2 separate regions of the Homo sapiens genome follow, and region 2 is linked to region 1. The links are chromatin loops, found by intact Hi-C in ENCODE. Cell type or tissue: chondrocyte. All regions are shown on one strand. Links, peaks and the distances in the headings refer to the core of each region. The heading gives the core; the rest is flanking DNA.

The links. Peaks named below come from ENCODE experiments on the same cell type or tissue, not always from the same donor. Only the 100,000 strongest peaks of a DNase experiment are listed, where the experiment ranks them.
Region 2: it touches region 1 in a loop (6-fold over the local background); 3 of 110 quality-filtered maps call a loop at or near these places.

What each region holds. Positions count from the first base shown.
Region 1 is chr20:19,683,933-19,700,730 of GRCh38, forward strand. SLC24A3 (solute carrier family 24 member 3) reads left to right here. Exons shown (of 17, transcript NM_020689.4): 11 at 244-404; 12 at 1,168-1,429; 13 at 9,327-9,493; 14 at 12,865-12,979; 15 at 14,636-14,748. Among named protein-coding and RNA genes, the nearest start is that of RIN2, 66 kb to the right of the region's middle. In chondrocyte, for the core only: CTCF peaks have their summits at 8,870 (motif pointing right) and 9,071; no DNase peak of the experiment used is centred there.
Region 2 is chr20:20,561,204-20,578,001 of GRCh38, forward strand. It overlaps RALGAPA2 (Ral GTPase activating protein catalytic subunit alpha 2), which reads right to left. Exons shown (of 40, transcript NM_020343.4): 21 at 11,672-11,865; 22 at 10,645-10,743; 23 at 10,255-10,410. Among named protein-coding and RNA genes, the nearest start is that of RALGAPA2, 140 kb to the right of the region's middle. In chondrocyte, for the core only: CTCF peaks have their summits at 7,598 (motif pointing left) and 7,820; no DNase peak of the experiment used is centred there.

The DNA.
Region 1 (16,798 bases), core at 5,832-13,831:
AAAGAAGAGTGGATGGATGGATGGATAGGTGAGTTGGATGGATGGAAAGAAGAATGAATGCATGGATGGGTGGAAGGAAGGAAGAAATAAGGAAAGAAGAGTGGATGAGTGGATAGATGGATGGGTGAATGGATGGGAGGAAAGAAGGGAGGAAGAGAAAAGAAGGGAAGGAAGAATAAATGAATGCCTCTTTCCTGCTCCTGGCCTCCATGTTATTTTACCTTATGTTTTTCGTTTCCCTAGCAAATTTCCACCGCAAAGCATCAGTGATCATGGTAGACGAGCTGCTGTCAGCCTACCCACACCAGCTTTCCTTCTCTGAGGCTGGCCTTCGAATCATGATAACCAGCCACTTTCCCCCCAAGACCCGGCTCTCCATGGCCAGTCGCATGTTGATCAATGAGGTACCTGGGAAAGCACTGTCCACTGCCCACTGGACAGGGGTGGGAAACTCTGGGAAGGAGAGAAGGTTTCTTGTTTGAAAGAAGAAGCACCTAACTCAAAGTTTAACACCGCAGCATCCCTCAGCCATTTCCTAATCTTAGTTCCCTGGGCCAGCTGTATATCTGGCCCTTGCTCTTCCCTCCACGTGTTGAGACATGGACTAATTTCCATTTATATAGAAAACTCCCCTGTTCCTTCTCCCTTTCACCCACATTTTTCTTCTATTCTTCCATTTGAATAAAGCCCCCTGATATGAACTTGCACAGAAATTGTTTCTAACTAAGGGTTACCTTAGTTTAAAGTAATCCAGAGTCCCTGACTTGAATTTTGCTGTGCATTCCTTTTCTGGAATATAGCCTTATTGATACACTAGACCAAACACAGTTGTGCAGCTTTCTCACATAGGGACCCAGGAACTCCTGCAGTCTGGGGAAGAAAGATGACATCACAGTGCACAGAGTGTCAAGGAACTGCACATCCCCTAAGAACTTTCCTCTAAAGGGATTTGCAAGTTCTGATGGGTCATAAAAGACTAATCTTTCCTCCCAGATGGAAGTTGTCTGGAGTTGGTTATCACATTGAGAGGCCCCTTAAAACTTGACTCCAGGGTCTTCTGGAAGCATATCGTCAGCTGCCAGGGAAAGATCCCAACAGCTCATGTTCTGAGTGTAAGGTATTTGCAATCCCTCTGACCGTGGTAAGAGTGCGCCTTTCTCTTTCCAGAGACAAAGATTGATAAACAGCAGGGCTTATACCAACGGGGAATCTGAGGTGGCCATCAAAATCCCAATTAAGCACACCGTGGAGAATGGGACAGGGCCCAGCAGTGCCCCAGACAGGGGCGTGAATGGGACACGGAGGGACGATGTTGTGGCTGAGGCTGGCAACGAAACAGAGAATGAAAATGAGGACAATGAGAATGATGAGGAGGAAGAGGAGGACGAGGATGATGATGAAGGACCGTACACACCATTCGACACCCCCTGTAAGAGGTTCTATGTCTGGGCTGGGGTTGGGAGCTATTTTGAGCCACTGAGTAGATGCCCTTGACTTAGATTATCTTTTTACCATTCAATTTTTTAAAATCTCTGTATGAACATGAGACTATGTATATCAAGTCTCCTTTGGGCAGGACTTTGTTGTAGAAGTTCAAAGATGGCCAAGATGGGGGTCCATGATCATTGCTTGAAATGTGAGCTCTTTAACCAACTCTGTTTTGTGGAAGTGTTACTGAAATGTCAGGGATTTGTTCTAGGTCCTGCTCATCAGTACACAGAAAGCCAGTCACTGAGACAACGAATATTGCCAGGGAAGAAGGCTTTAATCAGGTGCTGCAGCTGAGGAGATAGGAGATCAGTCTCAAATCCATCTCGCTGACCAACTGCAATTGGGGATTTATATAGCAGGGAAGGAATGTAGCTACCTTCCAGCAAGCAGGAATTAGGGAGAAGTAAGGAAGAGGAATTGCTCCGCAGGAAATAGGCAGTCCATCAGGCATCACGATGAAGGAGAGATCTGACTCCTCATTGTCCAGACACAATGATCTGGTGAGTTTCAGTTCCTTGATGCCATCTGGGAGGCCTAAGGGTCCATTTCCTGAGAAAAGAGCTCAGGGAAGACAAATGTAAGTTTCGCAAGTTTTAAAGCTGAGAGAGAGTCAGTTTTTATATTAATTCAAAAGAAACTATAAGCATCAGTTCTATGGGACAGTTGGGCTGGTTTCAGGGGACGGTCTTATCTTACTTAGCTGTTCTGCAGGAACTTTTGGTATGAAGGAAGAAATGCCCATGACCCGTGTGGGCAAGGCAGCTTGGTGCACAAAAGGAGAGGCACGTCACTCACCTCCACCCATCCCATTGCACCTAGCCGGGAGAGCTGTCCTGCCAAGGCCAGCCTGGTGGATGCCAAGGCCTGAAGAAGCTTTCAGGACCTCAGCCACCAGGGTGGTGTCCTCCTCTCCCAACTGCTGCCTCCAACAAGGACTTGGTTGTTCCAGAAACTGTTTCACCCCACCCCACCCATTATCAGAGCAGGTGGTCCAAGCCCAAAGAATTCAGCCTATTTGCTGGACCTTCCAGAAGCTTCTGGCTGTTTCAGGGAAGAGTACACTAGTTTGATTCACATGGACTGTCAAGTGTGTGAGGCTCAGTATACATGTGCAGCAACCTCTTCGGGATGTTTGAATGTGCAGGATTATCTGAAGAAACGTTTGATTGACTTGAAAGCCCATTTAATGATAGGACATGGTGCCGAGTGTCAGAGTCCTGTGTTAATTTTGGATGCGCAGGGTCTTGCTGTGCTCCAGGGGAGCTCCTTTCTGTCCAGAGGACAGCAAGTAAAACTTGAACCAGAGATGCCCCTGTGCCCACTCAGGGCACCCAAGATCTCAGCCTCTTCAAGAACTTATCAGAAAATATTCATCCAGATTCCTATTCCCCCAGGTCCCTTACCTCCCACCCAAAGCTAAATCATTACTTGTTAGTACATTATCTTCATAGAAAAAATGTACACTCGTTCTTTATCCATTTTGCCACCATCAGATATATTTCTTGGCAACCTTTCCTATCAACCAAGACAAAAACATCTTAAGGATTAAATGGCAAAACACTCCTTTCCTCCCTTGTAAACCCTTCCATTCATTTTCTGTTGCTGCATAACAAAATGCCACATATTTTGCAGCTCAAAACAAGACCCTCTGATTAGCTTACAGTTCTGTAGGTCAGAAGTCCTGCTGGATTCTGTCTCACAGGCCGTAATGAAGGTGTAGCCAGGGCTACATTCCTTTGCAGAGGCTCTGGGAGAAATCATTACCAGGCACCGGTTCATTGCGGCTGTGCAGGTCCTTGATGGCTGTCAGCTGGGGATGTCCCACTGTTCCTAAAAGCCACAGAGCCCCTCCACCTTCACCTGGATGTGTGGAGCTCTTCCCGCCATCATTCCTAATCTCTCTGGCTCCCCTTTTGCTTTTGAGGACTCTTTGCAGCTAGATCAGGCACCTGCACAATCTCTCTACCTAAAGGTCAACTGTGCCATACAACACAGCAGAATCACGAGGCTGATAGCTCATCCCACTCACAGACCCTGAGAATCTTAGGGACCTGTGTCTAGAATTCCACTTACTCAACCCCTGTTTTCAGAGTCCGCCATTAGCTGGCCATAACCAAGCTCCAGTAATGCTTATTTCGCTAAAATCTTTCACTAATTAAACAGTCGAGCCAGTGGAAGTTCTGTAAGTGACCAAGTTCTATGTTAGCATCTTGGGAGCCCAGAATCCCCAAGTGCACCCCTCCAGGGGACAATGAAAGATGTGTGTGTGAGATGAGACCAAGTCTGGCCCAGTGCCTGGGCCTCGTTACTGATTGGGACCAAGCACCCCTTTCAGATCCCTGGTTCCGTATTTCTCTCCTGGATGAGAGCTAACTGTGGGGTTTCAAGGTCTTTGAAACTCGTGCTCGCCACCCTCTGTCTCACTGTGATTAGGTTGCAGATGATGGAGGCCTCAGACCTTCCAGCCACACCTTCTGGGCTCCTGTGTATGAGGAGACATGGCTGCAGGCATCTCACCCCCAACAGATGCTTCACCTGAGGCTCAGGAACCCCACATCCCCTCCTGTGTCCTTCCTGAAGCACAGACAGGAGAGAAGAGACGATACTCTGTGTGGTCGTACCATCCCGTGGGGTCTCCATGTCATTCAAGGGCTCCCAGCTGCCAAGATAGAAAGCAGAATTCCAAGTTCTTCTCTAGCAGCCCTTCTCACCAGGGCTTCCTTAATGAAATGCACGTTCTGATTCAGGAGGTCTAGGGTGAGGCCCGAGTCTGCATTGCTAATCAAGAACCGGCTGCCCCCCATCCTGTGACACTGACGCTGCTGGTCTGTGTGCCACACTTGGAGCACGGAGAGGCTAGAGACCTAGAGGCACTCAGCAATCTTCCCAGTTCTTCTAAGATGCGGGAAAGCCTGATTCAGAGCCCGGGTCTGCCTTTGAAAAGAGTGGGCTCCCCCAGTTACAACTGTCTCTTCCCCTCCACCAGCTGCTAAGGAATCCCAGGCCCAGAATTAGGAACTCCATTTTAAGGCAAGGGGACTGAATGTCCAGCCAGGCCCGCTTCCTGGGGCAGGCAGGCCTCTGCTTATGGGTGAGAAGCCTGTCGGGTGCTTCCGGCCAGCAGAGGGCATTGAGAAGCCAGGGAGTCAGTTCTGGGAGCCCCAGATGGGTTCCTATCAAGTCAAGTTCCTGTGGACTGAAAAAGATCCGTCCACATGATGAGGACATTTTTCTCTCTCATAGTCATTCTGCAAGGCATGAGTACCCTGTTTCTGGCACCCAGCCACAGTGCTTTCTTCTCTCAGGACTTGACTATAATGGGTATGATGATTACCAAGAAAGTAATTATTTAGGAGTATGTGAATACTGTTGTGAGTTCATATATGTACATATATGTACAGTGTGCAATTTAAGATTGATATAACATAGTGTTAACATGCACATGTATACTGTGTACACTTAATATATTGTATGCATGTATAATATATGTGCAGATATTAACATATTTATGTTTATATATGTATATACTATATTATAGGTTATATACACACAATATACACATATACATCTACACTTGGTATATGCACATACATACATATAAACGTGCAGCTATTGTTATCTCTTGGGTGAAGAAAGCCTTATTGTTGACAGACAGCAAAAGAAACCTTTTCATGTGTATGTAGGTAAACACATTTCCATGGGAAAGAAAAACTAGAAGGAAATACACCAAAATATAAGTAGGTTTTTCCAAAGCAAAATTATGTTTTTTCTGTATTTTTTACTTTAAAACAGTGTACATTTTTATTGCCGATATTATCGGAACAAATGTATATGTTTAGGTCTAGGTCTAAAATACTGTGCAATAACTTTTTCTCTCTTTGATAGAATTCAGCTTTCTTCAAAGCTGACTGAGGAACATAATTTAGAAACAAATCCTTTTGCTTGTTAAAGCCAAGTCCAACTCAAAGGGATACTATCATGCTTACGGGCCAGCTCCGGCCCCTGGCTTCAGCTCTCAGTTGCTGGCTGACTTTTGTGAAATCAGGTAATCACCAACACATCAGGTCCATGGTCAGGGAAGTTTTTTCTCTTAATTCATTGCTGTACCCCCAGGACCTGCAGCAGTGCCTGGCACAAAATGGCATAGAGGACATTCACAGATATTTATTAAATGAATGAATGAAGAATAAACCTATCCCCCTTGTTGCTCTATTTTGACCCAATGGTAATAGAGCAGAAGATGGAAAAATGTCCAGAAATGTTGTTGACTCAAAGAGGAAAGGAAACCTTTTTAAACCCTTTATTCAGAAATGGAAATTAAGGGCTGGGCGTGGTGGCTCATGCCTGTAATCCCAGAACTTTGGGATGCAAAGGGAGGATGCGGATCACCTGAGTTCAGGAGTTGGAGACCAGCCTGGCCAACATGGCAAAACCCCATCTCTACTAAAAATACAAAAGTTAGCCAGGCATGGTGGCACACGCCTGTAATCCTAGCTACTCAGGAGGCTGAGGCAGGAGAATCACTTGAACCTGGGAGGCAAAGGTTGCAGTGAGCTGAGATTGCACCACTGCACTCCAGCCTGGACAAAAGAGTGAGACTCTGTCTCAAAAAAAAAAAAAAAAAAAAAGGAAAATTAAGACCAGCTAAAATGTGGGTGATCTTTATTTGACTGCCTTTGTTCCTCAAAATCATTTTTAAAAAACACCTTTATATTTGTTATATTTGCTGCATTACATTTAAATATATGATTCAGATAATGCTCATTGAATTTCTGCTTTTAAGGTTCTGTTGTTACAAAGGGGCAATAACTTAAAGAAAGCATATATGTCATTGAAAATGATGTTTTCCAGATATAATGCCCTCCCAGTGTCCAGTCAGAAATTTTTAAAGCAGTTGATAAAAACTCAAAATTCACTGGCACTAACTTACACTTCTTACAACTTTGTCTAATCAATATCATTTTCCAAGCTCTTGCACTCGTAAATTCTGACTTCATTTTTTTCTTCCCTCTTTTTTTTTATTTTCTGAAGAATGTGAAAGAGCCAAGTTGGGATCATTTCTCTTCCTCTTCCTGTGTTTCTTCGTAATCTTTGATTGGGTGTGTATTTTAAACTAAACCGAGTTACTCTGTCCGTTTGAGGGCATCAGCCATATGGAAGGCCGTTGAGGGGATTCTAGGAGGTTCCACATGGGTAAATGCCTTATCAGCACATTGCGGGATTTAGGAATGTGCCAAATTCCAGGATGCATTTGGGATCCAAAGAGCTGGCCATATCCTGGATTCTGCAGCATCTGGAAGCCCCTCTCCAAACAACTCTCAGCCAGGCTTCTTGATTTACAAAGCAAGCACAGTCTCTATGTTCTCATCATTCACTTGACCATCTCCAAAGCTTAAATCTAACAAGACTCATAGCAGCTAATAGGAAAACACTTCTCTTTTCTTACTATTTTTTTTGTTTGTTTGCTTTACTCTGTACTTGTAAATTGGATAGCCTTAGATTCTCAAAACCAAGTAATTTTCTTTGGTCTGTCTGATTAGATTGTTCATAATAACATTATTACTACTACTGTTACTGATATTTACTGAAAATGCAATATAAGCCCTGCACTATCCCTGCCTTTCAATCAGGTGCTAAACAAGTGAGAAGACCCCTGTTCTCATAGACTTTATTCTAATTTGAGGGAGACTGAAAATAAATTAAGAAACAACCCTGATGGTTTAAGACAGGAAATATTCGCATGAAACAAATAAAAATATTTGCTATGAAACAAATAGAAAAGCTGGAGTGAGATGATGAGAGTTATATTTAGATTTATCTGAGGGCTCAGTGACATTCGAGCAGTGAAGTGGCCTGCGTGACAGGGCAGATTCTGCCATGAGAAGATCCAGGCAGAAGACCTGCGAGGGCAAAGTCCTTGAGGCAGGAAAAGGCTTGGAGTGTCTGAGGACAGAAAGTTAGCCAAGACCAGGGAGTATGTGAGCAGGGAGAGTGGCAGGTGCGGCAAAATCAGGCAGTGCCTTACAGACCATGGTGGGGAGACCTGATTTTACTCTAAGGGCAGTGGAGGCCAGTGGAAGGTTCTAGAACAATTTGGTTTTTGAGACTCTTTCCTCTGGCTACTGGTAGCAAACAGATGGAGGTAGGATAGGCATTGGAGCAGTAGTCCCCGTAGGAAGCCAGGTTGTCAGCCAGGCCTTGGTGAACCTGGCCCCAGCGGAGGCTGTGGGGATGATGAGATGGTGGGAATGTCCTGTCAGGTTGCCAGGGTTGGCTGTGGGGGATAAAAGAAAGGGAAAGATCAAGAATGACTCCCAGGATTTTGACAGGAACGACTTGTGAGCTCATGTTGTCCCAGCCCTCATCCTAATATCATCTCATTTAATTCTCCCAGCAACTCTGTGAGCTCGGTGCTGCTGTATACACATTTTCACAGATGAAGAAACTGAGGTGTAGAGAGTTTAATTAACTGAGTCTTTCAACTCATAAGCCACAGAGCAGGGACCGGAGCCCAGCACCATCTAATGAGAAACCCCTCTGCCTCCCATAGACACTGTGCCTCGGCCCTTTAAGAGAGGCCAGAGGGTGCCAGAAATAATGTTAGATACTTTTTCTATCTATGCAGTTTTAAGAAACTATTTGGAGATTGGTAGGATATATGAAACAAATACTGGATACTGGTCTAAAATTATAAAATACATTTTATTAAACATTTAATTACTGTTCAAATGTTATAATATAAAAATTCCTCCTTAACTCTGGTGGGAATATAAAATGGTTCAATCATTTTGGAAAACTGGCAGTTTCTTATAAAGTTAAATAAATACCCACCTTATGACTCAGCAATTTTCCTGGGTCTTCGTCCAAGAGAGATGAAACATGACCACAAAAAGACTTGTACAACAATGTTCATAGTCACCTGGCTTGTAATACCCTCAAACTGGCAACAAACAAATGCTCACCCACCGCCATATGGATAACAAATCGTAGCACATTCATAGGAGGGAATACTACACAGCAATTAAAAGGAATGGATCACGCAACATGAATGAATCTCAATCACATTATGTTGAAAAGAAGAAGGAAGGCACGAAAACATCCTATATGGTTTTATTTGAAGTTGGAGAACAGTAAAAACAATATCTATGGTGGTAGAGGGTGAGGGTTTGACTAGAAAGAGGCACAGCAAACTTTCTGGAAGGTAGAGGCACTGTGTATCTGGATTGCATTGAGGAATACATGGAAATATGTATGCATATTTATTTCTAGAGGTGAATTAGCAGTTAATCAGGTTAGTAATACAGGTCTAGGGAGAGCCTTCAAATCCTCTTTGAAGATTCCGGCGCGCTGACCGACGATGCTGAGAAATTCCACCAGGTGGCGCTGCGTCCGCTGACGCTTTATTATCGGGCGAAAACGTGGAAAACAGAAGCCCACTGGAGGTCTTCCTAGCTCCCCACCCCCATTTCGACCCCCTGCACCTACACACATTCCACCTCTTTTTTGACCTGAGTATCCTCCTCTCTTTTCCCACCTGGCCATCTGCCAAACCATCCCCCTAGCCTGGTATTACTAAGAAGTGATTCACCCTCTCATTTCGGAGACCTAATCAGCAGGTGGGCAGTGGGTAATTTTTTTTTTAATTCTGTTTGGTGTTGCATGTCAGGTTTCGTTGGTGATGGAAAGTCATTTGAATGTTTTAGAAAAAGAGCAATATAATAAGGTTTAATTCTGGGGAAAGCAGTACAGACACTTGGCAGAGCAAAGAAATAAAGCTAACTGGGGTTCTTTGTTATTTTTTTTTTATTTCTTTTTGGCCTTTTTCATTTTTCCAGCGGGTAAACTGGAAACAGTGAAATGGGCGTTCACCTGGCCGCTGAGTTTCGTCTTATACTTCACTGTACCCAACTGCAACAAGCCGCGCTGGGAGAAATGGTTCATGGTGACGTTTGCTTCCTCCACGCTGTGGATCGCAGCCTTCTCCTACATGATGGTGTGGATGGTGAGTGCAATCGGGACCCCATGGCACTGTTAAATCTCTTTAGAGAATAAAGAAGGGAATAAGAGTCAGGGTTTCAGCCGATAACTGTACTAGTCAGCTATTGCTACAATAAGCTGCACAACGAACCACTCCTAAACTTAGTAGTTTAGAATTGCAGGCATCGATTCTCCTGCTCACACGTCTTCATGTTGACTGTGGATTCATTAATCTTAGCTGGGACCTGCTATGCAGCTCTGCTTCAGGCTTCAGGGTGGTCATGTTTGATTCAGGCAGCAGGTGGGGTCCATGTCTACTCCACGTGTCTGCTCATTTTCTTTGTACCAGAGGCTAGCTACCTGGGGTATGCTCTTCTCACAGTGCATCATTAGAATGCAAGAGAGTACGTGGAAACACGAAATGCCTCCAGGATCTTCGCCTGGCCCTGACTTACCATCACGTCCACACACATTTTACTGGCCAAGCCCCACATCAATGGCATGGGGGAAGTGTACTCCACCTGCTCCAGTGGGAAGAACAGCCATGTCACAGGGCAAAGGACATGGAGGAAAGGCACAAAGAATTGGGAAATGATGATCAATCCCTATCGGCATCTTAGTTTCTTCAGCCAGACAATGAGGCATTGTATGAGGTGATCACTCAAGGGTCCCTTCTGAGGCTAAAATAATGACTCAGTGATTCACATTGGTTGATTGACATTGACTGATATTAGTTGATTGACATCGATTCAGTGGCTTTGACCTTAACAAAGCCATTTTAGGAAACCCAGCCTTCCAGAATGCATTACCCATTTATGGCTATACTTTTTAACTGGGGAGAAATTCCAAATCATTAGGATTGGACAGAAATTAAAAAGCATGGCAAAATGATGCAAATCCAAATTAATCTTGCCTTGAGTGTTGGATAGAAATGTAATATAAATTCTGGAGAATTAAACTCAAGAGCTAAAAAGAAGGTTATGAAAAAGATATTTTGGTAAGAACAAAAATACCCAGAAAAATTTTGCTACATGGGTTGCAAATTTGTAAACCTGACACAACTAATTCATAATCATCTCTTTCCTCAATATCACAAACATTTTTTTAAAACCCAAGTTTTATAGCCAGGGGTTTCTCCCTCATCCTGCATTCACTAATGTTTTCATCTGACATATGCACCAAGAGCCACCTCCTATCTGGATTTGGGGGACAGTGTTGGCTGTCCCTGACCTTAAGGTGCTACATGATTTTCTGTGCAGCCCCCTAACCAGCGGGCTAACTGACCTGACTCATCTGAGGTTCAACTTCCTTCTGTTTGCTTCCTTTTCCTCCAGTGGAGGTTCTAATAAGTCCCAATCAATGCCCAGGAGTAGGGAGAAAACTAGGAGAAGCCGGAGACCTGGTCCCAGCCACCTGAGCAGTCTGCTCCCCTGAACTCCAGACCCAGCCACAAACATGATCATGAAAATGATGAACCAGAGGCCAAGACTGGCTGAGCCAAACCAGGTTCCTACAGGGACTGAGCTGAGGGTTAAAAAGGAAAAACAAGGTTTGGCCAGGACGCTGGTAGCTCCATTTGATCCAGAGCGACAAAATAGAAACAGCGTGTGTTTCTGCAGCTCACTTTCCTCCCTGGAGACCGGAAGTCAGAAAGCCCTGTGGCCACCCCAGGTTAAATTCTGTTCAGTTCTGCTCAGTACTGAACAGAAATGAGCTGCATTCTCTGTCTGAAAGGAGGCAAGGCAAGCATCTCTATGGATTTCACTCACATCCCCCCAATCTTTGAACAGGGAAGGAGCGATTGTGGCCTTTGGAGTGAAGTCAGGGTTCCGGGTGTAGGTGTCTCTCAAGGGCTGGCCCAGGAGGAACTGTGAGAAGAATGTGCTCCTTACAACATGTGCTTTGCATTTCCTGTAATTTTATGGCAAGTGAGGGAGATCCAGTGGCATCCTAAAATGACCTGACAGTTTCAACTCTTGTGAGTTATCTTCTCCTTGGGCCCACATGCAGGGAATGTGTCTCTTTTTCCACTTACCTCTTTTTTTGCCACCAGCTCCCTCATCATCTGCCTCATCAACTGCTTTTGTTTTTTTAAGCATGCTTGCATTTGCTTTTTCTATATTTGCATAAATTTAAGCGGTACAAGTAAATTTGTTACATGGATATATTGTGTGATGGAAGTGACGAAGTCCTGACTTTAGTGTATCCATGACTGAAATAATGTTCATCGTACCCATTAAGTAATTTCTCGTCACCCACCCCACTTCATTCCGTGCTGAATTTAAACTGAGGTGGCCTCTGGCCTTCCTGTTTTTCAGTCTCCAGGGAGGAAATTGAGATGTAGAAACACAACATTTCTGCCCCCAATCCTTCCAAGACTCCATTGCCTATCATTCCACACCCCATGTCCAAGTGTACACATTACGTAGCACCCACTTATGAGTGAGAACATGTGGAGTTTGACTTTCTGTGTCTGAGCTGTTTCACTTAAGATGATGGTCCCCAGAAGCTATTATAGTGAAGAAGATGTTGACAAGGACAGCAAATTGCTACCAAGCTTCAAGGAATAGAGAAAAGGAAATGCTAGTTATGGCTTTCCCCTTTTTTTCCTTTTCTTTTTTTTTTTTTTTTTTGTGAGACAGGGTCTCACTGTGTTGCCGAGGCTGGAGTACAATGGCACTATCACAGCTCATCGCAGCCTGAACCTCCTGGGCTCAAGCCATCCTCCTGCCTCAGCCTCTCAAGGAGCTGGGACCACAGACATACACCACCATGCCCAGCTAATTTTTAAAATTTTTTGTGGAGACAAGGTCTCACTATGTTGCTCACGCTGGTCTAGAACTTTTGAACTTAAGCAATCCTCTCAACTTGGCCTCCCAGAGTGATAGGATTACAGGCCTGAGCCACCGTGCCCAACCTTAGAGTTATGCCTTTTCTAACAAGTATGGATACTGTCAAATCCAGCCCCTTTGCAGTTCTTCTAAATTCCCATTGTGCATCCTCCCTGACATGGACGCTCAAATTCCAAGCAAAGCATCCATCCATTCTGGATGCCTCAGGGCCACCCGTAGTTCAAATATTCTGTCCCAATATTGCCTTTTTCCCAGAAATTCTATTTTCTCTTCTCAAACCACCCGCCTCACCGGAAGAGAACAAGTGAAAAGGCCAATGTTTTGTTGGAAAGTTTGGGTCCTATTACAGCACCGTCCCCTGACCTGCAGCCCCGGTCGGCATCCACATAGTGTTTGTCACCCTCTGTATTGATACAGAGAGCAGACATTGCACCCCACAGAGATAGCCCAGACCATAGCCTGTTGTGAGTCTCCATCAGAAGAATCATGGGCAGGTGGGGCTTGAGGTGACCCTCAGCTGACCACCTCTTCCTGCTCCTTCTAGGTCACAATCATTGGTTACACCCTGGGGATTCCTGACGTCATCATGGGGATCACCTTCCTGGCTGCTGGGACCAGCGTGCCTGACTGCATGGCCAGCCTCATTGTGGCCAGACAAGGTGGGACTTCCAGTGGCAATGGGGAAGGAGGGAGGGAGGGAGGAGGAGAGGGAGGGAAGAAGGGAGGGAGGGAGGGAGGGAAGGAAGGCAGGAGGGAGAAGAGAAAGGGAGGGAGAAGAGAAGGAAAGAGGGAGGGAGGGAGTGAAGGAAAGAAGGAAGGAAGGGAGGAAGTCAGGCGGGCAGGCGGGCCTCTCTACCTGGGGGACCCACCTGGTAATTAACAGGGTTTGGAAGGAGGGAGGGTGATGCCGTGTTGGTTGAAAGGTTTCCTGGGCTCAGAAGAACAGAGAAATAATCCAGAAGGTCCTACCCTTGAGGAAAGCAAAGACATTTCCTAGGTAGCACCCATAGCCCCTTCTGGAGGCTGTATCACCATCCTCCTATTATTCAAAGTAGTAGGAAATGTACTGACAGCTAACCTTTACTGAGTAAAACATGATAGATGCACTATCTTATTTGATTTAAACAACAGCTCTGTGAAATAAGCACAATCATACCCCCATTTTATGGACAAGAAAATTGAGGCTTAGAGAGGACAAACCTCATCCCTAAGGCTGACCCACCTGCAGTGCCCTCTAAGTGACAGGTCCCAGAGGTCAGTTTTCAGAGTGTGACAGATCCTTCCCTCCTTCAAAGCCAAGCTCACAGGCTCACAGCTTACCTTCCCAAACAGATTCCCCAGATGGCCACACCCTTCTGTAGCACTCATTCTGACGCATCTGCCTGATTTATGCTGGAGGGCATTTGTTTCAAACAAATGTGTGTTGAGCTACAAAACTTAGCTCAGTGTCCCATAGACATCCTCATGAAGCTCTACTGTTGTCTACACTATTGTTCAGTTATTCCGAAGAAGGACTGGAGACAGTACAGGGCAGTTGGAAGATGACCCAGTATGCAGGTGTGAGCTCGGGAGTCACTTTCTAGAATGGTTGAGTTTATTCCTTTCCATAAGGGTGTCTCAGAATCTCCAGAATCCTTGAAACCATCTGTATTAGTGCGTCTCACATTGCTGTAAAGAAATACCTGAGGCTGAGTAATTTATCAAAAAAGAGCTCTAACTGGCTGATGGTTCTGCAGGCTGTACAAGAAGCATGCCAGCATCTGCTCGGCTTCTGGGGAGGCCTCAGGAAACTTCCAGTCATGGTGGAAGGTGAACGGGGAGCAGGCATGTCTTACACAGCAGGAGCAAGAGGGTGGGGGGAGGTGCTACACATGTTTAAATAACCAGATCTCACGAGATCTCACTCACTATCACAAAGCCGGTACCAATGGGGGATGGTGTTAAACCATTCATAAGAAACCACCCCCATAATCCAATCACTTCCCGCCAAGCCTCACCTCCAACACTGGGGACTACAATCCACATGAGATTTTGTGGGGACACAGACACAAAGCCTATCACTGTATTTGGTTTTTTGAATCACTTATATTCAATCAGTGATGATATTTGAAGTAAAGGTCAACCATTCAATAGAACGTGTGTTTCTCTGTTTTATAATTCATGTCATCCTTTCACATGGGTGATGGCCTTGAAAGAGAAGCACATATGTGAGCTTGCAGAACCACTCTCTGGCTGTGAGACTAAAGGCTTGGGAGAGTCCTGTGTGGGGCCCCTGGGTTCCCTTCCCTCTCTTAAGTGACCTCTTGTCCCTGCAGGGATGGGGGACATGGCTGTGTCCAACTCCATTGGGAGCAACGTGTTTGACATCCTGATTGGCCTCGGTCTCCCCTGGGCTCTGCAGACCCTGGCTGTGGATTACGGATCCTACGTAAGTGGTTTTCTCCAGGACTTCTCCTGAAATCCAGGGCTACGTGACTGTGTTTTAACAGCCTTGGCCACAGGGTCTTTGTCTCGGGGAAAAAGGGGTGTAGAAATCGTAATATTGAGGGGGAAACAAATTCTCCTTGTCAAAGGCCTTACTAGTCAGGCTTGCAGGGACATTCAGGACTTTAGAGCAGGGGCCAGCAAACTTTTTCTGTCGAGGGGCAAATACTAAATATTTTAGGCTTTGTGGGCCAGAGGATGTTTATACAGCTATTCAGCTTTGCTGCTGTAGCAGAAAAACGGCCATAGACAATAAATAACCAAACGGGCATGTCTGTTTCAATACAACTTTCCTAACAGAAACCGAAGTTTGAATTTTATATCATTTTTATATGTCATGATATATAACACTTCTTTTGATTTTTGTTCCAACCATTTAAATATGTAAAAACCATTCTTCACTCATGGACTATGCAGAAACAATTGGTGGGCCAAATTTGGCCCATGGGTCATAACTTGCCAACCCCTACTTTAGTGTACTTAGACTTGCTTCACCTTATTACAGGCTAAGTGATTCATGTCAGAGAAACACTGGAGAGATGCCATCCAGGCTGGCCACTGAAAGGGCAACGCCCTGGCGGGGAGAGGGGGAGAGGGTCACAGAATTCCAAATAACTCTTCTAAGTTCTGCAGCCCACAGGGTGAGACTTTTGCAGTCAGGCTCTTATGAATTGACTCACATCAGCCAAATTCACAAGAATTTGATGTCTAGGATAGAATGTCAACAGATGGTAGTAACAGATGGTAAGATATATAAGGGCTGTGCAGAAAGCATGTGCTTATTTTGGATGATATGTTCTCTATATTCCTGGAGAAATATCTTATGTGGGAATTATTTTGGGCATCCTATGACCATCCTCTAATTCAGGGTTTCAGGAGTACTCACAGATTACATTCATGGCTAAGGTTTATTATAGCACAGGATATGGGATAAAAGGAGCTGGAAAATGAAATGCATCAGGAGAAGCCCAGCGTGGTCAGCTGCAGGCCTCTAATTCCTTCCCTAATGAGTCACACAGGAAGTGCTTTCTCCCTTGCAGGAAACATGCATGAGATGTCTCTATCCAGGGAAGTCCACTGGAGGCTGAGGCTTTTGGGGAGGGCTGGTCAAGTAGGCACATTCCTGCTGCATGAACAGCCATGATGCCTGAATCTCAGAACCCCAGCATAGATACCAGGTAGACATTATAAAGTTTGGGAAATGATCGTGACAAATTGGTACAGCATGGCCTATCGCTTCTGGGGTACAAACCAATGTCATCAATTGTAGCATCCCAAGGGTCACATTCACAGGGGTTGGCCAAAGGTCAACCATGGTTCAGGACTCTCCTGGAGGTATGCAAGGATTAAATAACCAGGCCTGCTGTGTCAACAACTTTCGCAGAGAAGGTCAAATTATGGTTTTATTTTTCAGAATAAGTGTTGCTAGCTACTGTATTACCAAAAACCCCAAAATTCCACTGGAGTAGCCCAACACGGGATTGGTTTTTTACTCAAATTCCACTGCAGATGTTCCCATCCTGGCAGCTCTCATGTCTCTTCCAAGCAGAAACTCAGGGTTTGTGGCACAGTCCATCCAGTGGTTCTACCATCTTGAAGTCCTTCTCCCATAGCTACACAGAAAGCAGAGAAGGCAAGGGCATGGAATATTGTGTAGATCACTTTCTGATGAGGCCTGGAAGTGGTGTCTGTCCCAACTGTTCCCATCCCACTGTCCACATAAGTTACATGTACCCACTTGGATGCAAGAAGGATCCAGGTAATTAGGTTAGTGTTGTGCCTGAAATTCATATAGCCACATGTGGCTTGTGGCTGACTGTTGGACCCTGTAGCTCTAGAGGATTAAATGACAATCACCCAGAGTCTAATCCATAGATAACTATTGTTAACATTTCAGCATATTTTTCTTTCTCTAGGTTACTTTGTATAGCAAAGATCATCCTATGTAGGCAATTTTATACATTGCTTTTTATACTTCCTGTTATATCAAACGT
Region 2 (16,798 bases), core at 3,541-11,540, 870 kb after region 1:
ATGAGCTAGAATCTACCTATTAGTCCTGGCTCTGGGTAAAACAGTCTCTCTCACACAGCACTGCTTCAGACATTTGAAAAAGGCAATTATCTGTCTCCATGCACCAGCCCTTTTCCATGCAAGCTGTTCTCTCAGCCATCCTGCTTCCTCTTAGCTACTCAGGCAGTGCTCATGCAAGAAGTGGAACCTGAGCCCCCTTCCTGCCTCCTTTCATACATACAGTGCCTTGGGCTTTGCAGATGCAGGCCACACAACTTTCTACTTTGGGCTTCCAGACAAAATTCATCTCAGATAATTTTCATGTTAACTTCAGAATTAATCAGAACGTTCCATGTTTTATTTCTTAAACTGATTTTTTTAGACAGAGAATTTAGTAAGCTGAACCATTATGAAATTGTACCCCCTTTTTGAAAACTCATTTAACTCAACCTGAAACATTGACTCTCTTAATCTCCCTGGTTAAATTTTTGTATGCATTTATTCCCTTGGTTAAGCTAACAGAGTGAGACTTTCATACTGTCTTTGATTACTGAGTTGTGTCATTTAATTTATATTACCTAGCTCTTTTCTTAGGACAATGTCATCTGCAGAAGTACTCCTTTAGGGCAAGGTTTCTCAACCTCAGCAGTACTGACATTTTTGGTCATAAATTCTTTGTTGTGTTTCTGTGCACTACAGGATATTTAACAACATCCCTGGCTTTCACCCACCAAATGACAGTGCACTTTATGACAACCAAAAGTGTGTCCAGACATTGCCAAATGTTCCCTGGAGGGGGCAAAATTCCCCTGCCCCTCAAGAATCACTGTTCTAGGGTAATGAAAGTTGACTAGCTCACCACAGTAGAAAGTTAATGCCTGCCTTGAAACTGATAGTTGGAGCCAAAATTGCAACCAAAGTGGCTCAGCTCAGCTGCTTTGGTTACCCATTCTTCCCCATGATGCTGTGTAGATTTGGAATAGCCAGTCTCAGAAGAAGGTCTTTTTTTTTTTCTTCCATTTTCTATCAATCAATATATCTACTGAGCATCTACCCTCTCTGGGAAAAGACAGAATGCACTCCAGTGACTCTATTAAAAAAGATTCCGGTGATCTGGGCTCTGTGACAGGCCACAGTAGAGTCTCCTTCCAGAGAGAAACCTCAGAGCAAAAGAACATGTTCTCAACTGAAAAATGTATGCCAACTGATACACGATATCACACGGTAACAGTTTACTAAGAACAAAATCTTTCCTTTTCCCACATATACTGAGAGTTGCTATACTATTTTTATGCTTTATTTCACGTAGCATGTCTTATTAGATACCGGAAGATTTTGGGCTAAATATACATAATTCATATTCATGTCTGATAACATTTACTTGAAAGAAAGTCTTTACACCTTTAAATCCAACAAAGGAAACCAAACAAAACTGTAGTTTCTGGCCTGTCAGGTAGATTTTCTTCTCTCTGGATCAGCCTCCATGCTATCATCTTACACTTTTTAAAGCTGTGAAACAAGTTCACTGCACATGTGTTAAACCTCATAACCGAAACCTCTGCCATCTGTTACCTCCTACATATTTTTACTTTCCTCATTGAGGTACAAGTGGGCTCTGTCTACAGATTAATGAAAATAATTATTGATTCTACAGCTATAAAAAAAAGAAAAAATATCTCGCATTTATTTTTGGTGCAGTCATCTATCTGAAGTCTTTATGGCGATTGATAGCTGAATAAAGTTATAATAAAACTTTCATTGATAAATTTTGATGAATCTGTGGCTTGTCCATTCCCACAAAACCTTGTGGAAAACACTCGGAAGGCAGTGGATGCTACCTGATGGTGTAACGTTAATTATATGACAGCTTCTGTATTTTATCACTCTGAATTTGTACAATAAGCACAAACAGGAATTATGATTAACTTAACAATACATGTCAGGAGAGGACTGTCATCTCTCACCTGTCCTTATAAATATTATCCTTCAATCAAACCTAAGTCAAACTTGGAAGTTTTGTTTATTGCTACAGTAAACTCCCCTTATATTCAATAATATTTCATTAACTTGAGTAAAGTAAATTCAGGTCAGAAGTTGTATTTTTAGAAAAATAAAAGGACTTGTTTTTAAGTGCTACATTACTTTCAGAAATAATTAGTAACAAATATATGTCTTGGCTAACAAAAACATCAATTACAGAGCCCTTTAGATGTCCCATTTTAATAATTATAAATACATTTACAATTTGCATACCAACTGCTTGAATTCCAACAGAATTAGAAAATATGTTCTCTTAAGTACAGAGAAAATGTCCCTGGAAATCTTTCCTGCACATTTCTAATTCCTAACAGGCAAGAATTCTTTGGGGACACCCCTTGGTGTATCCTCGGATGCACCCATTTGGCCTGTCCTATGCTATAATGTCCAAGGTGAGGAAGGGTCATCAAGACATGAGTCGAAACTTACAGTCCCTTTATCCTATCATGCCCACATGTCTTCCTTTTCTCAATTCATCTTCTTGCCTTTCTGAACCAACATTTGCCTTGACAGATAATGGGAATCGTGCCAGGACACTACTTTCTCAGGATGCTTACCAATCAGTACTACATCCTACCTCTCCAACATATTTCTCACACACAGACAAACACACACACACACACATGCACAAAACACATATGTGCATATATATACAAAATATATACACATATAATGAATTATACACATAGACACACACACACACAAACCCCATCTGTGCCTCAGTCCTTGTTAGCCCTCATTACCTTGCCCCTGGGCTATTATAATAATTTCCTTTCTGTGTTTGTTGTCATCATTCTTTCATGATTATAATTCACCCCCACTTTATCACTGTGGTTTAAGCTTCTTAAAATGCTCTTGTGGTCATGTGGAGTATCATGCTCAAAAACCTTCAACAGCTCCCCACTGTCCATGGGATGAAAACTACTTTGAATCAAGGCTCTCTACAGTGCTGCCTGGATTCATGACCATATATTATTTCTACGCATATATCTGGCATTAAATCAAAGCCACTCTAGTCATTGTTCCTGAACACAGCCTGAAAAGTTCTGTATCTTTGATGTGAAACTCCATCATGCTTCTTGTCCTGCTATTTAAATCCTATCCATTCTTGAAAGTCCTGCTAAATCCCCTCTCCTTTGTGAGCTGCTTTCAAATCAACTTAGCTAAAAGGATATTCAACAGTTCAATTTTCATAACATGTATATCACTACTTATTTGGTCTTCTGCACAAGTTGATGGTTAGTACAGATACTTGTTTATGCATCTCACACTCTCATAACCTGACTAGGTCTTTACCATGGCAGGAAAAAATATTCAACATAAAAAGATCATTGAACTTTGTGCCACATTTAGGAAGGAGTGATGTGACCCTAATAATAAAGTGCCTAAAAATAAATCAGAGGATCTAAGAATGCTTAATGGGAAAGGGTCTGAGAGGCTCTCTAGCCCAATTCATTCACTTGACTACTTGTGGATAGGTGAGGGCCCCATGGCCAGTGAGTGACAAAGCTGAGTCTAGCTCTAAGGTATTTTAGTTCCCAGTATCAGGCCTGCCATCCATGAGAGTCATATGTTATTCTTGAAAGTCAATATATTCTGAAGCCATCTTATATCCTGAATTCTTGGAAGTACATTTTCCAATTCTTAGAAACCTTAGGAATAAGGCCCCACATTAGTCCTATTTTTACTTGTTGTATAAACCTATAGTTTTTTTTAAACTGTTTTTAAATGAAGCTTTAACAAAGTTAGCCTTCTAAAGGTCTAAAGTTCCTCTACTGATACACATCAAAGTTATTATTTCATCCTCGGAACATCAGTTAGATCTTTAAATTCACAAATAAGTACTTTATCTGCTAGTGTTGAGTTAAAATCCTATAAATTAAAACCTTGGTAAAATCACTTGCTGTACAGAATGAGCACTTTAGAGACATGTATTAAAATTATTTCCAGGGATTTGAGATAAACAAGGCCTCCAATTTGCCATCCTAATTCTTTACCTTTCCTGGAACTGAATACTCACTTATGTTTCACCTTAAATATACTTTGAAATTTATGTTTATCTAACATATATGGTTCCATAGTAACAAGTCTAAATTTTCAGCAAAGAACAATTCTTTGTCTGAGAAAAGGTGATGCAATTATTACATATGACTGCATGATACAGGCTGTCTGGGGTTATTAAAAGAGTCAGGTATGGCCAATTTACAAGTATCACCCCTGCACCTTGCTTTCAAAGCTCACTGCTGAGTCTTAATGCTCACTGAGGGGCCTCATGGGATCTTTTTACAAACGACTGTTTATTATTATATTATTCCATCATATACCTCATGAGAGGGGGTTGTAACACCCGTTAAGAAAATCATGAACTACTTTGACTTCTGTGATAGAATACTGCTCTATATATGATGTTTAAAATTATGGTTTTTTTTAACATTGATGTGACAAAACGTTCATAAAAATGTGGAGTTAAATGAAAGCAAAATGTTCCTACAAGCTAAATATTATTGCCTACAAAATAAGTGGCTAAAATTTTAAAAATACAAAAATTAAATTAATGCTCAAGTGCATTCAGCAACTGAAATATGAACCAGTGTTGATCATGTATTGCCAGTGACCAGCACAGCACTTTGCAGAGCAGTTACTGGCTGAGCCAGGGTCTTACTTGCAGGCAAGAGAATCCACTGTTTTGAGATTAAGAAGAAAGAGACTTCTATGAGGGTGTTAGATGGTCTGGAGAATGTCTAGAAGTGCCAGGGAACCAATCACAAATCTCCACAGCCAGGAAAAAGCTGGTAAGCAGGAACACCCAGCCACATCACAAGGCTGTTCCAGCAGAGCCCACTGTCTGCTCATCTCAACAGTGATGGTGGTGCCGGAGCAGAACCTCCATGACAGGAGGACCCAGATCCCCCTGTGCTGCTGCCCACCACTCCCCACATCTACCTTCAAGTGCCATGTTGGCTGGTGTCTCTGCTGGACAGAACCTGGGTCAATGCCAACCCAGCTGCAAGGAGTCTGGGACATGCAGTGTTCAGCTTTCTAGCTTTCCTTGTACAGAGGCTCATTGGGTGGGGTGAAAAGTGAGGGAAAGTGAGCCGATAGCCATGGACACAAAAGAAGCATTTCTGGATCATAAGCATACATGGGTAAAACAAATGTATCAATCGGTATGTCTGTCTACAGCACAGGGAGTGGTTATTTCTCCACACGTTGTAAAATTCCACAATGCCTAGTTATGTTTTTTAGTCAAATCATTATGTTCAAAGTAAGAAAATGTATATGGAGAAAGAAAAAAAATCAACACTTTAAGATATCAGAAATAAATGATGGTGTTGCTGTTCTTCTCCTTACCCTTAATATTATTACAAGAGCTCATGCTTACTAAGGGATCATATCCATGATCCAGACTGAATGCATTACATGTTTTTACCTCTTTCAAGTCTTCAAACAACCCTCTGAGGTAGGCACTATTATTATCCTCATTCGATAGATAAGGGAGCCAGAGCACAGCAAACCCAAATGATTTGGCTAATAAGTAACAAAGCCAAGACAGGAAATCAGACAAGCTGACTTGAGGTCCATGCTCTTAACCAATACACTTTATCACACTCTATTACACTAGATCTTAACTTTATGCTGTTATGATCCAAATATGTTACTTCAGGGCAGAACAACAAACACTTCTGCATTGGAGAGAGGCCTCATGCTTTTTTGGTGCATTATAAAACACAATATTATAGATGAAAATGACAAAGACCCACATTTCCCAAAATGTCTATATGCATATTTGCAACAATAATTTTACATTAATGTAGGCTTTGCATTTAAAAGAGAATTTAACTTTGATGTATAACAGACAAATTACATTAAGACATTAAATCTGTAAGTCATTGTTAAAAAATAGCTCACTTATTTTAAGCAAAGAAAACCTTCCAGTCTCTGATACATGTTCTTACAAACATGAAAATAAAATTCCTTTCCTCAACTGTCCTTTTCCATTTCACACATATTGATCTTTCCATCTGTTTTAAATAATCATGAAATTAATAAAAACTGTTTTTAATAAATCCAAATCATAGGTTCTTTCATGTCAAACTATTTTGGGGAATTCTGATGTGAAAAAGCTGCTTAAGTGTTAGGAAAAACTGAGAACAACAAGAAACAGCTTTAGAAGAGAAACTGAAGGATGATGAAGAACTGAGAAGGCAACTGTGGAAAGGTCTTTCCAGGTTGGGGCAGGGTAGTTTAATAAGGAGGATTCTGAAGTGGAGTAGGACCAAGGGCAGAGCCCAGGCAAAATAAAACGGAAGGGAGAAACAACATCAAGGCTGTTGGACCAATACGCTTGCTGTGAATCAATAAAAGAAAACATACCTGGTGGAATAAGCCAAGCCTGTATGTGAATTCTAACAGGCTTTTTAGCCTGTGGCACTGGGCAAAAGTTTTAGATATTTTTTTGAAGTTTCATTATTTATAAAATGGGCCTCAGGGGCCTGGGTACTATGGCTCACACCTGTAATCCCAGCATTTTGGGAGGCCAAGACGGGAGGACTGCTTGAGCCCAGTGAGCTATGATTGTGTCACTGCGCTCCAGCCTGGGCAATGGAGCGATACCCCATCTCTAAAAAAAAAAGCAATAATAAAATAAAATAAAATAAAATAAAATAAAATAAAATAAAATAAAATAAAATAAAATAAAATAGGCCATGGTATTTATTGAATTGAATTGCAGAGAAGATTCAATAGTACAACATCATGCAGTCCCCAGCACAGAGTCCAGCACTGTGAGTGCTGAAGAAATAAATACTCCTAAGCACCATCACCAGCCCACCCTCAGACACAAAGCAGCTGAGCAGAGGGAAGCGTACTGGGAGACTCCTTCACAGGCAGGCCGGGTAGCCCTGAAAGTCACGCCAAATTTTCTTCATAATTTATAGTTATTTTGGAACTGTTTATAATCCTAATTATTTTGTAAACCACTAACATCAATTTTTAAAAAAAATTCATTGTCAAGGAAAAAATAAAGCCATTTCAAACCATGTTTTCGATCACACCAATCAACCACGAACCCATGTTACATATGTACCGGGGGAAATACTACTTGATAAATTCATTGTGTTAGTATTACATAAGTTATTAGGATAACCAAAACTGGTTAAAAATACTAAAAACAGTTGCTTTGGAATGCACTACATTTTTCTGGCTGTTTGGTATATGTATTATTATTTTTTAAGATACAAATGGTCATGTCTGTTTACATAATAAATTTGCTATCATATTAGATGAAACTATAACTTTCCAGGATTGCCAGAGAACACAACTCATGAGACATCTACTTTACAAATTGTTTTTTAAACTAAAAAATGTCTTCAATTACTATGAACATCATTATGTTTGAAAATACTTTTTAGCATCTTATAACTTATTTAATTCAACACTTTATTGGTCACTACTGACATAATTTTGATACCTTCAGATTTAAGAAAGAACTTCATGAAACAACCAAGCCATACAAAGCATAATGTTCAAAGGCCCATGAACCACAAAGCTGCGTCGTGCAGACAAGTGTGCCACCCAGAGGCAAAAGGAAGAAACCCACCTTGGATTTTATTTGTGAGACAAAACTGATAATGTTCAATTTTAAACAATTATTTATGATTATTTATTTAAAAACACAGGACATCTTTCATAAGGTTCTCTCTGCATAAATAAATCCTTTTGCTGCTAGGATACATAAAAGTGTGGCCCTTTGAGAATTCTCACAAAATAGAAAGAAGCCCTGAGATGGTACCAGTCACAGGTACATAGTTTGTTAATTAAAAAATTGAATTTAACTGTATTCTCTACCATAAATGCTTTCTTTTCTTTTTATAATTAATATAACATGTGTTTCCAGAATTACATAAGTTCTGAAACAACCACTATGATCTATTTAGACGTGTGGATCAAAAGTTAAACTAATTACCAGAGACATTTCTTAACTTAAATGAAAAAAAGTTTCTTTCATTAGGTCTTCTGCGTAATTTTCATCTGGCAAAGGAATAAAGTTTACTTAGAGTAATTCTGTTTGGCAGACAGTCAGCGCTTCTAAAATATATAACAATAATTGTTAAGGTTAAAGAAAACAGTCAACTCTATTAAACTCACATAAAAATTCAAGCTTCTAACTAAGCCTAAATAATAGGCTGATTTTAAATAGAGATTTATGATATCCTCATTTCATCTTAGAAGTCTGAATGTTGGGATTACTGTTAGCATTGGACCATCTTTTAAGATTTATGTATTCCACTATGAACTATAAAAGATATTGAGCCTTAACTTAATTAAAAACATAACATGCATTAAGATGTAAAAACAATTTTAAGCACAAAATTTGGAAATTCTTTTGTCTATACTATAAAATTGTATTTCTTGAAAATGATTTATAAAATAATTTTTTTCAGGTTCTCAAATGTTATATAATATACTCTTATTTCATCTCATTTTACTGTTTCATTTCCACATCAACACATCTTAAAATAGAAAGACAATTCTAAACTCATTTATGTGACTTTCTAAAAAATTCATTCTAAGGAACATTGTTTACTGCTAACTTACTTGTTTTTATAAAATGAGAAGGATCTATAGTTGATTATTATTTCCAAGTAAATTTTTTTTCCTGCAAAATATTAGCATAAGGCTTCTTTAAAGTAGGGTATTGTTAAGTAAACCTTCCTCTTTTGTTTCTTTCACTGAAGGAGTTCATTATTATCTGAGAGTTAATTGTCTTTTCTATACCCCATAATCCTCCACATACCCTGAGTTGCATCATTCTGTAAAAGATGCTTCCACTTGCAATGATGCCTGTAAAATATTTGAGCAGGGAGTACAAACAATTCTACTTTGTGTTCCTATTTCTACATTTATCTAGGAAATAAATGAGATTATGGGACTAAGCCAGCCTGCTACATGGATGTCCTCTATACACTGCTAAAATCACAATGAATATGACAGACTACTCACTAGGACAGTATGGTTATTATTTCATATAAGAGTTCAATGATTTTTAAAGCTCAAAGTAAGTATTGGGAAATACATACTGCAAACTATTTAAATTCAAGTACATTCTAAAGCAACAAAAAAAGTTTGCTTATCAGGAGAATAACTTCTTACATGTACCCTGAGGTATCAAAAGGTCTGTGTGTCTGCATCATACCTTCAACGAATACAAAAAATGCAGAAAGGACAGTTACTTGATAGTTAATAAATGATTCAAGTTCATTAATAAGTATTTACAATTTAAAGGGTAAATCTCAAACACTCCCTATACCTCTATATTGGTTAAGAAAACCTAGTAATAAAATGAAATGTCTTAAAATTTATTGAATCTTTTCTATTCCTTTCTTTCCATCCCCAATGCTACCGGCTTAGTTCTTATCATTTTTTTAAAATCTGTATTAAACACTTCCTAATTGTTCTCCATCTACAGGCCAATCTCTGATTCTATCCTACTATCACATTTTCAAATCCATCTTCCAAATGCAGTCCAGAATCTCTGTGAAGCATAAATCAATCACATCACTTGCCTGCTTGATATCCCAAATCAAGTCAAGAATCCATGTGTCCCTATCCGTAATCTCCCTCAACTGGCAGAAGTCTTCCCAAGGGAGGAAGGTCAGGGTCTGGCCACACCCTATCTCCCAAACCTAGGGCCTACAAGGAGGAAGAGGTAGCTAGTGGCTCCTTGGGCCTTTCTGTTCGAACTTGAACCAAACTTAAATTGCATTGGGAGAAATTAAAATAACTCCTTATCAAGAAATGTCTGGACTCATCTTCTATCTTACAGGTAAAGTCTTTCACAAAAACATCCTAACTACTAAAACAACAATTTTCAAACATTTTTAAATGATCAGTACCACTTTCTTCAAACCATATTTAATGCAGAACCCAAACAAAAAGTGGTTATAATAGTATTTTGAGGTTGACAACACAGGCAGAGGTTAGATCATAGAGGCCATAGAATAAAATTAAAATTTGGTTGGCACAATGCAAATGCAAAGTCAGTGGGGAGAAGAAGCAGGGATGTGAAACCTGATTTACATTTTTGAAAGACCATTGTGCTTGCTGTGTGTAAAAGAGTTGAAACTACTGAGAAATTCAACACTTCTGATGTATTTTCATAAATATTACTAATGTCTTTAAAGAGTGATATGCTATTTCCAATTAATGGGCAATCACAATAAAGGAGTCGCAGAATACCTGATCCTCGCTGGTTAATCCCAGGTGCATCACAAGGTAAAAATGCACCAGGAAATCTGAGTTTGGCAGAACGTCCTGGCGTCTGGTCATCATGGCACAGATCAGCCTGTAGGCTTGTAGTTTGCCTTCCTTATATTCATTTGGCAGTGTCGCCGCCTGTCAAGGAGATGATGTTTCCAGATTAAATCAAGCCCAGGTGCAGAGTATTTCAACATTTCATTTACTTCTCAGTTTTCCTTAAGAGTTGTTTATGGACATGTGGGATGCAGTTACTTTAGTAAGACCCAGCCTGTCTTCAAAACATGCAGTCTTGGGCAATTACATTTTTCAAACTCAATTTCAGAAAGGAAGAGGAAATCGCAATAAAGGAATAAACACATATCCACTTGCCTTAAACAGCCATGATGCAAACATTCTGAGTGGTGGGATCAAAACTGGAGGAGATGGAGAAGACTGGTTATCCAGGCTTATTGCTAGATTATCCCGTATCTAATTCACAAAGAGGAGAATTTTAGGGTAGGTAACATTACGTTTATCCCAACAGTATTTCAACAGTCTTCTGTGACCATATAGCTGCTTTCAGTTAATTTCTATAAGTGAAAACCTGTAATATTTACAAGTTTCTCTTTTATTGTGAAATTATCCTTTTGAATTACATGTTTGGCTTACTGTATGTGGTTTTAGATTTATATACAAAACAAAGGCATTGTTTTTCCTTGAACGTTAATGGCTGGGGAGGTCCTGAATTCCAAACGATAAGTAACATTTTAATGAGTTATACTGAACAAACATGAACCATGTTTTTGAAAAAAAAATTTAATACATGTGAATGTCAGAACCCAAACAAAAATCAGAATAAAAATTGTATGTACTACTCAGGAGGCTAAAGCAGGAGAATTGCTTGAACCCAGGAGGCAGAGGGTTGCAGTGAGCCAAGATGGCGCCACTGCACTCCAGCCTGGGCGACAGGGCAAGCAAGACTCCATTTCAAAAAAAAAAAAAAAACTTGTATGTACTCTAAGATTCTACTTTCATAAAAAGAAAGAAGACTATATATTAATATTGGCTATTTCTATGAATACTGATGTTAATTTTCTTCTTTGTATTTTTCTACATTTTTCAAATTGTATACAATACAACCAATATCACTTTTATAAAGAGAGTAACTAGAATGACTTAACATCCTGTATTTAATATCCTATAGCAATATTCTACTTTTGCACTAAATGAAATAACTTTTGCATTTATAAAATAGTCATGTTATATATGATTATTCTTTGATAATCAAATGGACTTTGTCTAAATGTACCATTTGTGTTTCGGAATATGTTCAGTAGTTAACTGAAACACAGTTTTTACATTAAATGATAAGACCATTTTCCTGGATTAGAATAAAAAGTAACATAGCAGAACTTACCTTTGCTAGTTTGTACCAGAGTTCATAGAGATAGCAGAAAACTCTGGCATGGATCTTGGGTGACTGGATGTTATTCACATCTCCGAGGATCCCCAAGACCCTTCGCCATAACACAGCAGCAGAGTCTGGGTGCCAACCAGTGAGGCTCCCCCCGGCGATTATACTACAGTCATCTGTGAGGCACTCGCTGCTATCTATGCAGAAAAACATGTCTGTTAACCCTGTAAACAATCTTGATTTCATCATACCTTTTTTCTTTAAGGCAAATTACCTTAGGTATTCAAAGTAAAATAATTAAGGCAAAAAATGTGAAACAGCTGAGAATTTAAAAGGAGAGAAAAGCAGGATCAAGGAAGAAAGGTCAAATGATTTTGATTCTTCAAACTAAAAGAGCAACAAGCTAAGACATGACATAACAGTTCCTGGAGACCCTGTGATGGGTTTTATAGATCAGGGGAGAGGAAGAGGGAGACCCTTGAGCAGGATGGGTGGGAAACAGTGCCATGGAAATGGGTGGCCAGGGAAGCCTCAATGCTGGAGTAACATCTGCGGTGGTTGTTGTTAGGTCAGGTTCATGGGGGTGAAATGTGCATACAAGAAATTTCCATCCCTTTCAGGTTTAAGGAGTTTTAAGGAATGTATACGTTCATGCAACTGTTGCCATAAACTGCCACCATAATTGAAATATGGAGGATCTCATCACTCCAAAAAGTGCCCCTTCATAATTGGTCCCCTTCCTCTATTCTCAGCCTCTTGCAACTACTGCTTTGTTCTCTGTTCCTATAGTTTTGCCTTTTCCAGAATGTCACATGAATGAAATTCTACAGTTTGTAGCCTGTCTGGTTTCTTTCACTCAGCAAAATGCATTTGAGATTCATCTGTACAGTTGTGGGTATCAGTTGTCTCTTCTTATTACTGATTAATATTCTATTTTACAGATGTGTCATAGTTTATCCATTCACCTGTAGATATTTAGATTTGTTCCTGTTTTTTGGCAATTATGAATACAGTTGCTATAAACATTCATGTACAAGCTTTTGTGTTAACATGTTTACATTTCTCTTAAGTAAATATCTAGGAGTGAGATTCCTGGGTCCGGTCATAAGTGTATGCTTAATAAACATTAAACTGAAGAAAGAAACTGTCAAACTGTTGTCCAAAGTGCTGTTACGGTTTGCACTCCTGCAAGCAAAGTATGAGAGAGTTCCACTTGTTCTACATCCTTGCTAGAACTTGATACTGTTGGTTTTTAAAATTTTAACCATTCTTATAGGCATGCAGCAGTATCTCACTGAGGTTTTCATTTGCAGTTCTCCAGTGACTAAAGATTTTAAGCATGCAGTGATATGTGACTCGAACTTGAAGACAATGTGCAAATGGGCTGTGCAGCTCTGTGGGGAAGAGTCAGTTAGGGAGAAGAGCTAGAGCAAAGGCTGTGAGATAGGAGTGTGCTAACAAGTTCAAGGCATAGAATGTCTTTGTAATATATATTTAATTATGAAATATGAAACTGTGCATTGAAACAAATAGTTAATGAAGAATTTAATGATTTACATGTATATCTAATTTTACCGATTAAGTTATAGAATTTTGTTCTTTGGATACCTGTTGCTTTAGTATGAGTAAAGGCTAGAAGACTGATTTGAGTACGTCTCCAGCTTCCTAAAATAAGCCTTTGAATTTTTAGAGTAAACAGAAAAGCAGCCAAAGACACACAGGCACCACTTAAAGAATGATGTATTATAACAAAAAAATTTATTTCATAGTATGTATGTAATAATCAACAGAGGCAAGCATTTTAACTGCACATTGTATTTTCTCACTCTTCATCCTTTTGACTTCATTGCAGCATTTAACGCTTCTTCTCAGGCCCTTTTTAGACAATTCTATCTCTATTTGCTTCCATGACCAAGCACATTCCTCTAATCTCTCGCAGCTCAGTTTTTAAATTCTGGATTCCACATCTCCAACCTGCAGCCTTTGCACAAAGTTCAGTCTCTGTTCTCATGTGTCATAGCCTCAGCCCCCATGTGTTCTATCCCTCTTCTCCACTGGCATGGTGCTTGAGTAGGCCACCAAAGACTTCCATGTTGTTTAATGTAGTGCTCAATGTCCAGTCCTCAGCAGCATTTGATTCAGGTAATCATGTCTCCTTTCTGAAATGCTTCAACCATTTGACCCCCAGGTATGACTCTCACCTGGTCTTCTTTTGCTGGTGCTTCTTCATCTCACAGACTGTGGACACTGAAGAGCCCTGGAGCTTTTGTCTTCTCTATCTATACTCATGCCCCTCTTAATCTCATACAGATTTACTGCCAGACATATTTGAATGCCATCCATATACTCACAGCTCTACATGCCCATTTCTGGCCTAGATTTCTTTCCTCAAGTTTAAACTCATTTCTCCAACAACATATTTGACAGCTCTACATGCTCAGGACTGAACTGAAGCAGAAACCATAAGCAGGCATGGTCTTTGGTCAGTTTCACTGTGTTCCTGAAGAACCTCAGATATATGTATGTTGAGTTTGTTTTTTTTTTTTTTCCTGGAATTCAAAAGACTCTCTTCCTGCTCAAAGAGTATGAAAACTCTCCTTTAATCCCTCTGTTTTCAAGACAGCATCTCTGCACTCAGACGTGTTGGTGACTCCAAGCCAGAACCCGCCTAATTTACTTTCACCATTTTCTAGGGTGAAAAAGCAGTGGCCAGTGGCAACAGAGCTCTAACTAGTTCTTAAACAGACTTACAGTCTTCCTGTTTTTAGCCCCATCATCACCTCCTACTTTTGTAGCTACCTGGTATGGGAAATTTTCTAACCCTTTTAGAGAACCCGCATTAATTTAAGTCAGGTTGTTTCTTGGCTTCCCCTATTACTGACACAGGATTTAATATTCTCAGGTCTGCCAATTAATTTACCACAGGCCACCTGTTCTGCAACTTCAAGAAGTTGGTTGCTACTGTCTTTCTCCTGCCATCTTTGTCCTTGTGGATTTATGTCTTATTTAATATAAATCCTTTCAATGTGGCTTAAGTACGGTTTGGAGAATAAGTGGGGCTATTTGTGTTTGTTCACTCTACTGTCTTTAATAATATGCATTATTATAATTTATGTCTTTGTTACTCATTTCTCTTGCTTATTTTTAAAAGCCACTTATTTTATAATTTTTGTTGTTGGCTTTAATGCATTTATATTTGGTAATTTTTTCCTGAATTAGTCTTTTTAAAATAAAATTTATTTTTTAAGAACAATTTTGGATTTATAAAAAATTGTGACAATAATATAGTTTCCATATACTCCGTATCTAATTTCTCCACTATTAACATCTTATATTCGAATGGAATATTTATTACAACAAACCAATACTAAAAGATTATTATAAAGTCTACACTTCATTGAGATTTCCTTAGTTTTTAGGTAATTCTTTTTTCTGTTCCAGGATCTCATCCAGGATATCACATAACAAATAGCTGTCATGTCTCCATAGCCTCCTTTTGACTGTGAGTTTTCTTAAAACTTTGTTTTTGATGACCTTCATGGTTTTTAAGGAGTACTGGCTTTATAGATTGTTCCTCAATTGGAATCTATTGGATATCTTTCTCATAGGCTTTTCTTTTGCATTCCTGGAATGAACTTCTCTTAGCCCTGATGTATGATATTTTTCCAACATTCTTCAATCTCATTTATTATTGCTTTATTTAGAATTTTTTGCTTATATGTTTATAAGTGAGATGGTCTCTAATTATGTTTTTTTCATACTGACCTTGTGTGGTTTGTTTCAAGGTAACATAAGGTAGATAACAGAAGTGAGTTTCTCTTTCTACGGAATGGGATGAAAAAGGTAAAGTTTCTCTTTTACATGAAGGTTTAGTAAAGCTAGAAATTATCCTTTATTTTTATAGATCTATTTGAATAGCATACTGTATTATTTTAAAAATTTATATTGGTTTCGTAGTTGTTCCCTTTTCACCTCCAACATTTTTTCTTGATCAGTCTTGCCTGTTTGTCTATTTTTATTAGTGTTTTCAAAGAACAATTTTTAGTTGTCTTCTAACTATTATTTGCTTTCTAGTACATGCATGTATGCTCTCAGCTTTATTAGTTCCTTTTTTATTAACATGTATGTTATTCTGTTATTCTTTTCCTAATTTTTGAATAGAACACATTGTGTTAATTTATTAACATAATTATTCCCAAAGTTCTCTTCTTCACCCCATACAAATAAAGCCGGACTGATTTCTAGGCAATTATCAGTCCCCACTGAGTGTCATCTCGAGTGTATATGTTGTTGGCATTTTTAAGGCCTAATCAAAGAAACTGAAGCACAATCTCTGGATCTGAGGAACTCAAGTAGAGGAATGACAAGGGCAACAAAAGGCAAGAAAAAAATGAAACTGAAAAGGAGGGCAGGTCCAAAAATGGCTGCTCACTATAATAAGCTATGCTTATTAAATTAGTGATGGAAAGATCCCAAGACACACATAAAAAAAGATGTAATAATGATGGCACATGGTGTCTTGGAAAGGCCTTCCCAAACACAGAAGCACTGTTCCTTCTTAGAGGAAAACACACCTGTAGTTCCCACAAGAGTATCATATACTCAACTCAGGAGACACATCAAAATGTGCAAATATCATCCAAACTGGAATTCCTACACACTGTGCCTGAAAGGCAGAGTGCAAAAAACCTAATTATGGGCCTTCTGGGTTCTCTGACTTTTATAAAACCTCGGAAGAAAGACTCATCATCCTAATTCTGTAAAGTAAGTACAATATCAGGCATCTGTTAGTCTGAAAAGGTATGCTGAAGCATCAATAAATGCTTATGAATCAACATGAGCCCCCAAGTGAACAAGAAGCATAATATGGCATTTATTTTTCTCATAAAGGATGTCATGGCATTTTTCAATCCCTTGAGGAGAAAAAAAAAGTAAGGGGATTAGATAATTTACAGCTTTGTTTCATCGCTGGTTAAACCTTCACTCCAAAAATGTAGCTATCCAAAACAGAGATTGGTCCCCAGCATCCCAATCACACTGGAGATTTGCTTGAGTAACCACTCCAAGTACATGTAGACAGATACCTCATCATCACCTGCACCTCTTTTCAACCTGCCAACGAATATGCCC